Regions from separate parts of the Mus musculus genome. Here region 2 is linked to region 1. The links are chromatin loops, found by intact Hi-C in ENCODE. Cell type or tissue: left cerebral cortex. All regions are shown on one strand. Links, peaks and the distances in the headings refer to the core of each region. The heading gives the core; the rest is flanking DNA.

Region 1 (5,378 bases), core at 180-5,179:
TGTTATTATTCTCACAGTGCATGAACCTGTGTGTGCCCTACCGTTCAGGTCCCTGTTCTTCTATCCCCTTGCCTGAACAATGCTGGGATATAGTAGCCTGGATAGCAGTCCTAGCCATTCCTTGTCAAGATGCTACTTCCCATCACTCCAGTAGCTTTGAATAGTGTGAGCCTGAAATGGTAGGTCATTAGTGTCTCCAGAGAGCAGCCTTAAGCCACTGTCTGGAAGTGAATTGCTGGAGCAATGTTGCAGCTCCCTTCCTGGATTGGGTAATATTAATAGCAAAGCCTCGGTCTCACACCAGCTGTTGGAAGATCCCTGTAGACGGTAAGATCAAATTGTTTAAACACGGAGCTAACTTGCCTGTCCTGTCCTCTGCCTGCTTTCTTTCTGCATCTCAGTTTCTCCTCTCCTGTCAGTCTTTCTTTCATTTTGTTTCAAGCAAGTAGGCAGAATCCTGTGTTTTCACCCTTTTATCTCAGAGTCGCCTGAACCATGAAAACTGTTCTCTGGCAAACTGCAAACATGGCCATAACTTACCAGTTGTGTGCATTCAAGTTGTCTGTCCTCACACTCCTCCATTGCTGGTGGGATTGCAAGCTTGTACAACCACTCTGGAAATCAGTCTGGTGGTTCCTCAGAAAATTGGACATAGTACTACCGGAAGATCCAGCAATACCTCTCCTGGGCATATATCCAGAAGATGCTCCAACTGGTAAGAAGGACACATGCTCCACTATGTACATAGCAGCCTTATTTATAATAGCCAGAAGCTGGAAAGAACCCAGATGCCCCTCAACAGAGGAATGGTTACAGAAAATGTGGTACATTTACATAATGGAGTACTACTCAGCTATTAAAAATAATGAATTTATGAAATTCTTGGGCAAATGGATGGATCTGGAGGATATCATCCTGAGTGAGGTAACCCAATCACAAAATAATTCACTTGATATGCACTCACTGATAAGTGGATATTAGCCCAGAAACTTAGAATACCCAAGATACAATTTGAAAAACACAAGAAAATCAAAAAGAAGGAAGACCAACACGTGAATACATCATTCTTCCTTAGAATAGGGAAGAAAATACCCATGTAAGGAGTTACAGAGACAAAGTTTGGAGCTGAGACAAAAGGATGGACCATCCAGAGACTACCCTACCAGGGGATTCATAATCAGCCACCAAACTCAGACACTATTGCACATGCCAGCAAGATTTTGCTGAAAGGACCCTGATATAGCTCTCTCTTGTGAGGCTATGCCAGTGCCTGGCAAATGCAGAAGTGGATGCTCATGGTCATCTATTGGATGGAACATAGGGCCCCCAATGGAGAAGCTAGAGAAAGCACCAAAGGAGCTGAAGGGGTCTGCAACCCTATAGGCGGAACAACAATATGAACTAACCAGTACCTCCAGAACTTGTGTCTCTAGCTTCATATGTAGCAGAAGATGGCCTAGTGGGCCATCATTGGGAAGAGAGGCCCCTTGGTCTTACTAACTTTATATGCCCCAATACAGGGGAATGCCAGGGCCAAGAAGTGGGAGTTGGTGGGTAGGGGAGCAGGGCAGGGGGAGGGTATAGGGGACTTTCAGGATAGCATTTGAAATGTTAATGAAGAAAATATCTAATAAAAATTGAAAAAAAAGTTGTGTGTCCTCCCAAGCAGAGGTGGCTTGACTTGGGTTTGCATTGGCTAATGAACATGGCCCAGATGACAACCCAGTAGATTAGAGTTTAGGGAGAGACCTTGCACACATTTCTCCTGTTCCTCAAAGATTTGTGATGGATAATTGTCTTTTAAAGCACTGGGTTATTTGCCATACAGTAGAAATTGACTAAACTCTATCCTAAATCTATAGTTCGTTCATGCTTATTCTCTTCCATGTAAACAATTGTTTTCCCTGAATATAATAATCTTGTCAGGCACAGAAAGGTTCCATGACCTCCTCTGAGGTGCCAGGAGAGCCAGGGTGCCAGCTTTGGCAGTGTTTTGGTTTATTCCTGTGTTCAGGGCCTCTGGGCCGAGTCACCTGTCTAGGCTACTGGATAGTCATTGTGCTGTTTCTCCTCCATAGGCCCAGCACAGCTGCTGTTTTTTTCCAAAGCCCTGTTTTCCCAGAGCTGTTAGGTAGGAGGCCTGTACGTACGTTCTCGTAGACTGTGCTGGTGACATATGTGTCTGTTAGGGACTCTTAGCACAAAGCTGGCCTGAGATGGAGAGCTCACCAAGAATACTGCAGATGCTGCAGCCAGAGAATATGTGGAGCTTTCAAGTCAGCAGAATGCAGAGTAAACAGCCCAGCTCAGAGCGAGGCAACATGTCAGTCCTGGTTTTGCTTCTTGGCTGATTCCACGGCCCTGGGAGAGATCCTTGGCCTATATTTCTGTATCTTGGTTTCTGATATCCCTTTAATTCCCTCATGCCAGGATTCAAGGGTTAAAGAGAGCTTCATACAAATGAAAAGCTCTATAAAAAACCACAAGTGTAAGTGTGTAATTAAAGCAAATTCTGACAGATTAGAGCAATGATTCTGCTTGCTGTAGCTAGCTCTGCAGCGCCATACCCCCAGGAACTGGCTAGATGTGCACCCGTGCCAGCCCCACTCAACCACCCTGAATGTGAACTTCAGGTGGGGCCCTCTTGCCTATGTTTCAAGGAGATTTGGCACAGATTTAGAGTCTAGGTTTGCTGATTTAAAGCCGTATCAGTCTTTTCTGAAAAACATGACACCCTTATTTATGTAAACGAAGTGCCTCTAGTGTTCGATAATTTTCCTCAAAATGAATGGAACAAGAAAAATAAAAGAGAAAGCAACTATAAATAATGTGCTAATGAGGAAGCAAGCCAACCTCATGTCTCTGTGGAAGCTAAGCAAAGAGGTACTTTGAATCAGTAGACAGAACTAAGACCCCAGCTGCATGCATTATGGTGACTGTCAGGGCTGGGGTCCTCGATATCTTACTGTTAGCCTGAAGAATTTCTGCAAGGAATGCTGTCTTCCTCTCTCATCTTGTCATGCTGGCATTCCCTAGGCTGACCTCTTACTCTTCCACCACATGCAGACTCAGGCCCCTCTCCATGCTACAGAGGGACTTACATCAGAAGGGTAGTTTTATAGCACATGATTCAGCCACTGCCAGGCAATGTTTGTCACATCTTATTCAGTGCACAGCAGAGCTAAATTCACCCCCTGAGCACTAGTGTATCTGATGGACATACACATAGTTCAGGCCACTTGGAATTGGATGTGGCTTATACCATGGGAGCTGGCTAAAGAAGCCACAATCAACATTCCTCTCAGTTCTCCTGGCCCAAAACCTCCATTAAGAAATTTAGGTTGTCTGAGAGCACAAGATGCTCTGGGGATAGGCCTCATCCAGGGAGTTAGGACTGGCTAATTGGGAGTGATTCCAGATGCTGCAAAGTCCACTATTGTGCTTTGAGCAGGAAGGCTCCAGGTTGCACACGCAAGGCAGAGACTCTTGGACATAGTATTTCAAGCAAGATTGCTTTGAGACATTCTGGATAGGCATACACTTTACCCACTGCCCAGGAGGCATGGTCACATGAATCTTTGAGTCAGGGGCCTGAAACCCAAAGCTTAGTGGGATAAGATGCAGGTCTGGCAAAAGTGTGGGTTTGAAGACGAGTTATTTGCTTATTTTGTTGTGTGATCTTGATAAATGCGTGCTAATGCCCTCATTTGTGCAACGAAAAAGATACTGCTTGTAAACTAAAAGATACTAATGCCCAGTAAAGTACCATTGCCTATATTTCCTCTTGTGAGCCCAGGGGATAGCAGATGTCATCAGATATGGAAATGGAGGCCTTTCCTCTTCTTCTGCTTCCTCCTGGCCAATGGCCTAATTGTCTGGTTGGGAAGAAAGCCAGGTGAGTATGATGGGCTTCTTTATAGCTCCCAGGGGTCAGATGAAGGTGATACAACCACAATGCTGGCTAATTATATTAGGAAAGCTTCCCATGGGACTGTGGAAATCGATTCACGAAAGGGCTGACAGCACCAGTTTCAGGCTGCACTCTGAGCTCGCCTACTTACCAAAGCCATAAGACATAGTAATAGCTCATGGTCCTGTCACTGACCAGGTTGCCTCCGAAGACTGGAGTCAAAAGAAAGTTATCATGGCCCCCAGGCCTGTACACCTGCCTCATCTGCAGACTCAAACCAGTTAGAGGCTTTGTGCATTTCTGGGATGAGAAGGCATTTAGACCTTGAAGACAAAAGCAGACATGCTCTTCCAAGCTCCTTAAAACACAAAGCAACTGGATGATAGCAAAGCGGCCAGGTGAATTTCTTGATCTGAGAATCCAAGTAGCCCTAAATTAGCTTTCTATATTTAGGGAGAAGCAAAAGAATGATTTGTTTATTTTCCTTTTAAAATCCAAGAGCTGGTTGAAATTTTAATAGGCTAGGAAGAACTAGCGTTCCAGAGAGAGTGAGCCCAAGATAGCCACTAGAGGGCCTCAGCGTCCCAGCAAATCTGCTCCCAGTTTGGAGGCTCAAATATTTGGTTGAATCTGATGTTTAGGGGGGACTGACTCCCATTCCTGGAACCACTTGCAGTGGGCTCTTAGCACCACACAAGAAAGAAGGAAGCCTTTCTGTTAGTAGAGTTAGATAATCAGTTGATCAATTTATTCACTGGTAACCTATCTTTGCAGGCAATAAAAATGTCCTATCATTGGGGTAAAAGCTAAGGTGAGGATGTGGGTCAATTGTGAAAGTCTAACTGAATAGAAACCTAGTTGGAGCACATACTGGTAGGGTCGAGGCTTCAGAGATATGGGCTGAAGCATCCCTTTAATTTCTCCATGCTGCCCTGCAAACAAACCCAGAGAGTATCATTTACATAAGAAGAGAGAAACCATGCTGCTTGAGGAAAATGAATGTAACTGGAGGGAATCAAGGCAGTTTCAAGAAGACACATGCTGTGCGTGTTTCTCATTTTATACAGATATATGAAATCTTACAGCGTGAGAGTAGATGAAAATCTAAGTGACCAAAAGGAACTCATCAGATAGAGGGTAGAGAAAGTGGAAAGCAGAGGTACATGAGGGGAGTATGCTAACATAACTATGTATAGTTTGCAACTATATATAGTTTAGTCATTGTCTAAAACTTGCATTCACCTTGGATTTAGCAAGAGTAGAACCTCATGGGACGATCACTCCCCAGATGATAGCAATTACCCACTATGCTAGAGGCATGAATAATTCTCTTCTGAAAATCAACTGTCCTCTAAAACAATAAGGACTTCTTCAGCTATTCTTGCAGAGCCCAAACTGAGATACTGGACAACCAGATAAGTTCTTGACCAGGACTGCTTAATTGTTTATAATTCTGATCGCTCTGTTT
Region 2 (5,378 bases), core at 297-5,296, 78 kb before region 1:
CAAATTAGGAATGCCCCACCCCCGCTTACTCCTGCTTGTTTTATTTTGTTTTGTTTTGTTTTGTTAGGTTTTGTCTTTCTGATCTTCTCCCGCCCTCTGCTCTCCCCTTCCCTTCCTCTTCTCCCCACTCCTTCCTCTTAGTGTTGTTTACTGATCTCCCAAATTCTGATGACGCTCTGGGCACCTCGCCAAACGCGAGGGCCCCCGAATCCACCCGGGGGTGGCATAGAAGTCTCTGGTCTAAGGCGAATCTCCGCGGGGCAGATGTAGGACTAACAAATAGTGACAGGGCAGTGAGTGTGCAGTGCCCCGAGGCCCCCGCGGAAATGAGCACAGGCTGTTTGGAAAGCCGGAGGGACCCCTGACCCAGGGGATGCCGCATCTCGCCCCCGCCGCAGCCTGCAAGGGCGGGGGTTGAGGCTCCAGCGCCCCGCAGCCGCAGTGACTCAGGAGGCCTCCCGCCCGCGTTCCTCCGCCACCCGCTCACTGCGGCACCGGGGACACGGTTCCTCCGCCCACAGCCTGCACCGCGTCCCCGGCGCCCTCCCCGCCGGCTTGCCCGGGCTGTGCCACCCCCACTTTCTGTCCGCAGAGGCGGCTACGCAGGAGGGGAGGAGGGTGTTTGCTCCTAGATTGTTCTGCACTGGGAGAGCTGCGGGAGGGAAAAGGGGAGACAGGACCATTGGAATGACTCAGGGTTTTTTGAAGCAGCTAAGCCATAACAGAGGCCTCACTCCAGGATCGGGGAAAGCCAGCAAGAGTCCTTAGAAGTTTCTGGCCTTAAAAACAGCTTCCTACCCAGACTCCCAGCTTGAATTCTGCAGGAGCGTAGAAATGCACTCATAATTTAAAGCTCTAAGAATATCTGTATTACTTAGAAAAAGGGAAATAGGGTCTGGAGGCCTCGAATATCCTCAAAATAACCATTCTGCTGGTTCCCAGTCCATCTTTGGAAGGTAGTTACAGCTAGGATCCTATCAGTATTAACTAACCAAAAGACACATCTTAGGATAGCTCCCACCTCCAGGAGCCATAGACTCTCCTGCTAAGATAGAGCTAGAGGGACCCTTCTCCCTCCTGAGTCACTGTGGCAGCAGATTGAAGAGGCCCCTCGGGGCCTCGATGTGCTTTTGCTTCAAGCTAGATGGTCAGTGACATGTTTCATAAAGGACCCGGTTCTAAGTCCTGCCTCACAGAGAGGCAGTGGGAAGCTCTCTGTTTCTCTAGGCCATACCAGCTCGATTCCCCCAAAAGAAGAGAGCTGTCATTTCTCCATACATCAGTCAAGATTCTGGAAGCAAAGAAAGACCATTGTTTACCGCATATCTTCCTGTCCAAAGTCGGTGCTAAGCTGAGAGGACCCTCCATGATCGCCACCTGCCATGTCTCACCCTCTGGTCTCTATGTGCCCTTACTTTAGTCTAGTCATGCTGTTTCTGTTTTTTAAACTCCCCGCTGATCATCTATCTCTGCCTCTGGGTCTTCGGGCATGCTGGATGGCCCCTCCACAGGTAAAGTGCCCCCCACCCCCATGCCTCAAAGGCCATCCTACCCAAAATAGATCCTGTCTATCACAGCTGTGCTGAGTTTTCCCCTTTTGCATTTACTTCATTATGCATTATTGTTCTGTAAATAGAACATCTCCTCTAAAGAATGAGTTCCTTGGGATCTAGGGCTTTATCTTGTGAATTGTTCTAGTGCCCATGGCTGGCACATTGTAAGTGTTTGATGAATATGTAAAGAAAGAAGAAGACCAGGCCATGAGCTTGCTCAACTTCATAAGTTAATGACCTTTCCTCAGAATATCTGTTGTCTCCCACTCAAACTGGTTGGCTAGAAATGATCTTGAACTGACGTCAGATTACACCATGACCTATGAACAAGCTGGACACCTAAGTAAGATGTAGATTTTAGTATTTCCCCGATCTCTCTGTAAGCTGAAATACCCCATTACTTTGGAATGTAAATATTTTAAAGCTGTTATTCAAATAGATGTCGGCATGCTCACAGTATAGCCAGTGTTATCTCTATATTTTTGTACTTCTCAAGGCTTGGAGGGATGCCAACATTTATAAAGCGTATGGACTTCTTACTGTAGCTCATTCAGCCCACTAAGTTATTGTAGTCAACTGGTCAACTGCCAGTCGACAACAGAATCCTAAGGTCTGTACTGGCATGCTGCAATGTGATTGCCACTCATCTGAGCAAGAGCCATCGTGGTAGTCATTTCTCTTCCAGCCAGTTGGTAGCCATACCAGCTCGTTCCTTTTCTTAGCAATTTTCTTCTCTATGGTTGAATCATATAAAGATTCTTATAAAGAATCGCTGCAACACTAGTGCTTTTAAAAATAGCACTATGTGAAAAAAAAATAACAGCAAAATTGGATTTAAGTCTTGGCTGCTTTATACACCAGCAGGGGTCACTTCTTTTTATTCTGAGCCCTCATATGAGCAGTTAGTGTCCCTTCTGCCTCCTGAGACCACCACTGTGAGGGTCAGATGAATTAGTGCAGAATAAAGTGCTTTGTAAGTGTCAGCACTGGGTGGGTACTCCAGCAACCAGCATGCTGCGATTAAAGAGAAGGGGGGAGGAGGGAGGGAGGGAGGGGGAGAGAGAGAAACAGAGAGGGGGGAGGGAGGCAGAGAGTGAGTGAGGGAGGGAGGGAGGGAGAGAAAGAGACAGACAGACAGACAGACAGACAGGTGTTTATCTGTGTAAAACACTTGAGAACTAAAGCCCCACCTTTCTGAGGGCTGGGAGCTGTGTATAAGCACAGTCAGTCCACTGATGGTTATTAAGAAAGGGACTCCGAACCAAATGGAAAATCTATAGGCATCAAGAGTTAAGTCTGGAATGAGCTGTGCCAGAGATGAAAGAGGAAGTGAGATCAGAGACCACACTGGGGGTGTTGTGATGTCTGAACCATAGGTCTGGAGCAAGAGCAGGTTGGAGGAGGCAGACAGAAGGCTTTGATCCAACTGAGATGAAATAGAGTAGAAAGGCATATGGGTAGGTAGAGCAGGGGCTGGTTACTCAGTCAATGTCTTATTTCTTCACCCAGTACTTGCCGGACATGATAGTTCTCTACCTCCTTCAGGAAGGTTTCCAGAGAACAACCCTTTTTTATAAGAGTATAGGTATCTGGACATTCTTCCCCTATCCTAGCTTAGTTGTTGCTTTCAAGAACTGAGGGATTTGAACCAGTGAACCACCCAGAAAGTCCTGTAAGTCTTGCTTGGATAAGTTTGTTGCTCATTTTTTGGCGGGCAAAAGAACTGGGTTTTCTTTTTGGAAATTATGGTACAGTCATTGAAGCTGAAATGGCAATCTTGCCCTGTACTGAATCTAAACCTTTTACCATCAGTATATCAAGTACCCATTCAATGTCTTCTACCAGGTGGCTGCATTGTCTTTCTTCATTAACAGTCCTCTAGGAGATGGACATCTTGTCATTTATAGCATATCCAGCTTCAGGCCACTATGCAAAAAAGCATGTGAGAAATGTCTAGTAACAGTGTGTTTTCCATAACCGGATAACATATAAAATATCTGTTGAATATTCAGTATTTTTAATCACACCTTTAGGGTTCGCTCTGTATGTTACACTGTTATGTTTTAATGGTTGTCACTTCTTTCCCCTTAGTTTTCCTTCCTGTCCTAATAATAGGCTTTCATAATTCTGTGGTGATTCTGATTCTGACATTGAACACCCCAATAATCTGTAACTTAGAGAAGAGTTTGGGGCCCATGAAAATGTCATAATCACAACAAAGGGCAGACTTTACTTGCAATTGAATTATAGTCAAGAAGATGAAAGAAAATTAGTGACAATATCAGTTCGCTATTGCTGTTTAACAAAATAGTCCCAAAGTAATAGCTTATAACATCAAAAGGGTCTGAATGAGAAGGTAATATATTCTAGCTCAAATAAGAACTACAAAAGATCATGAATACCAAGAGAGATTAAGCGCTGGCACAAATGAGATATAAGTAAGAATCCACTGCCTTCTGTTGAATGTCTCCAGGATATGGGGCTGTTACCTTGTTCTCTAAGCCAGTGCAGTGACTTCCTGAAATCAGACCATGTGTGAGTTAGACTTTTCTAGAAGAAGTTGAAAATTTCCCCCAGTGAATACCTCTTTGGCTGGTGGTTCACTGGTGAAAGTCAGGTCAGATTCATTACAGGTTGGAATCAAAAGAACTAGAGTTAAAGTCATCTGACTTGTGTGGCCATGAGTGGTCATTTAATCTCTTTGAAGCTTTATTTTTTTCACCCATAGTGAGTTTAAAATTTACAATCAAATATTTGCAATAAAATTCAAATTAAATATTTTGAGTATGAAAGTTTTTGTAAACTGTATGTCACTGAACATGTAAGATAGTTACTGGGCAGAGAGCATGGGGCCTGGGATGGGGCCTGTTTGTATTGGGGATTTGTGGATTCCATCTGCTTAAGTAACTCTCCTGGTTGAAGGATTTGCATCACTCTTACGACTTGTCGGCCTTGTTTTGTGGATAGCCAGGACTGAATGAAATATGAAGTATTTAGAATTGGTTGTAGGATCATCAGGGTGGAATTATTTGCAAGGGGCCAGAAAAGAGCTTAAAAAGCCAAGGATCTATTCACTAGGATCAGGTATTAGGTGTACAGAGGGCAAACTCAAGCAATTCCATTTCCCTTCTTGTTCTTCTGGATGTTAGTTCTGCCTCATGGCCTGTCCAGGATCTCACAACGTATCCTTTGCTGCAGATTTTACTTAACGTCTTCCTGTTGCTTTCTAGTGGTTTCTCTGGAGGTTGGAGGATGCCAAAGAGGCCATTGTCAACAAACAAAGAATAATGTACAGCTTCCAGAAGAGCCTTGTGTTTTCCTTGGCTTAGTTTTCATTTCACTTATGAAAATCTTGATTTTCATGAATTCATCTAAAATACATACTTATTTAACAACCTTAGGAGCTACATCATGCATATTCATATCTGAAGTGCCATCTGTTCCATCTCTTGGAGAGAGTCAGTTTCTAAGTGTGTACCATCCAATCTCATTCAGGAGGTAGCCCGGGGAGTCCATATGGCTTTTGGCAATTTCCCGACTACACCAGAACACAGGTTAAGGCCCAGAAGTGACCCAGGATAAGCATCAAGCCAAATGGACTGCAGTATAATTTGACTTTTCAGCCTGAGAAGGAATGACCAGGCATGGATGTTTTTGCAAAGTGCAAGTGATAAAATTCATTATATGGAAGTATTTTTTTTCCCAGTTCAACTATACAGGCAAGGCCAGTGGTATACCCTTAGGTTTTCTAAAAAGAAACATATCCATTATGTATGAATTACAGAGTATGCTTAAAATAAAATAGAATTCTTGAAAAATAAAGCC

The links. Hi-C counts contacts between places; a loop is a spot of excess contacts. Peaks named below come from ENCODE experiments on the same cell type or tissue, not always from the same donor. Only the 100,000 strongest peaks of a DNase experiment are listed, where the experiment ranks them.
Region 2: it touches region 1 in a loop (6-fold over the local background); 3 of 42 quality-filtered maps call a loop at or near these places.

The regions. Positions count from the first base shown.
Region 1 is chr2:136,595,766-136,601,143 of GRCm38, reverse strand. All of the region lies in intron 2 of Gm32659 (a long non-coding RNA gene), which reads left to right. Among named protein-coding and RNA genes, the nearest start is that of Ankef1, 66 kb to the right of the region's middle. In left cerebral cortex, for the core only: a CTCF peak has its summit at 4,467 (motif pointing right); DNase peaks (open chromatin) are centred at 2,196, 3,014, 4,216 and 4,474; H3K27ac peaks cover 1,153 bases.
Region 2 is chr2:136,673,922-136,679,299 of GRCm38, reverse strand. The region is part of intron 2 of Gm32659 (a long non-coding RNA gene); the gene reads left to right. Among named protein-coding and RNA genes, the nearest start is that of Snap25, 37 kb to the left of the region's middle. In left cerebral cortex, for the core only: a CTCF peak has its summit at 2,389 (motif pointing right); DNase peaks (open chromatin) are centred at 557, 2,200 and 5,014; H3K4me3 peaks cover 706 bases; H3K27ac peaks cover 3,856 bases.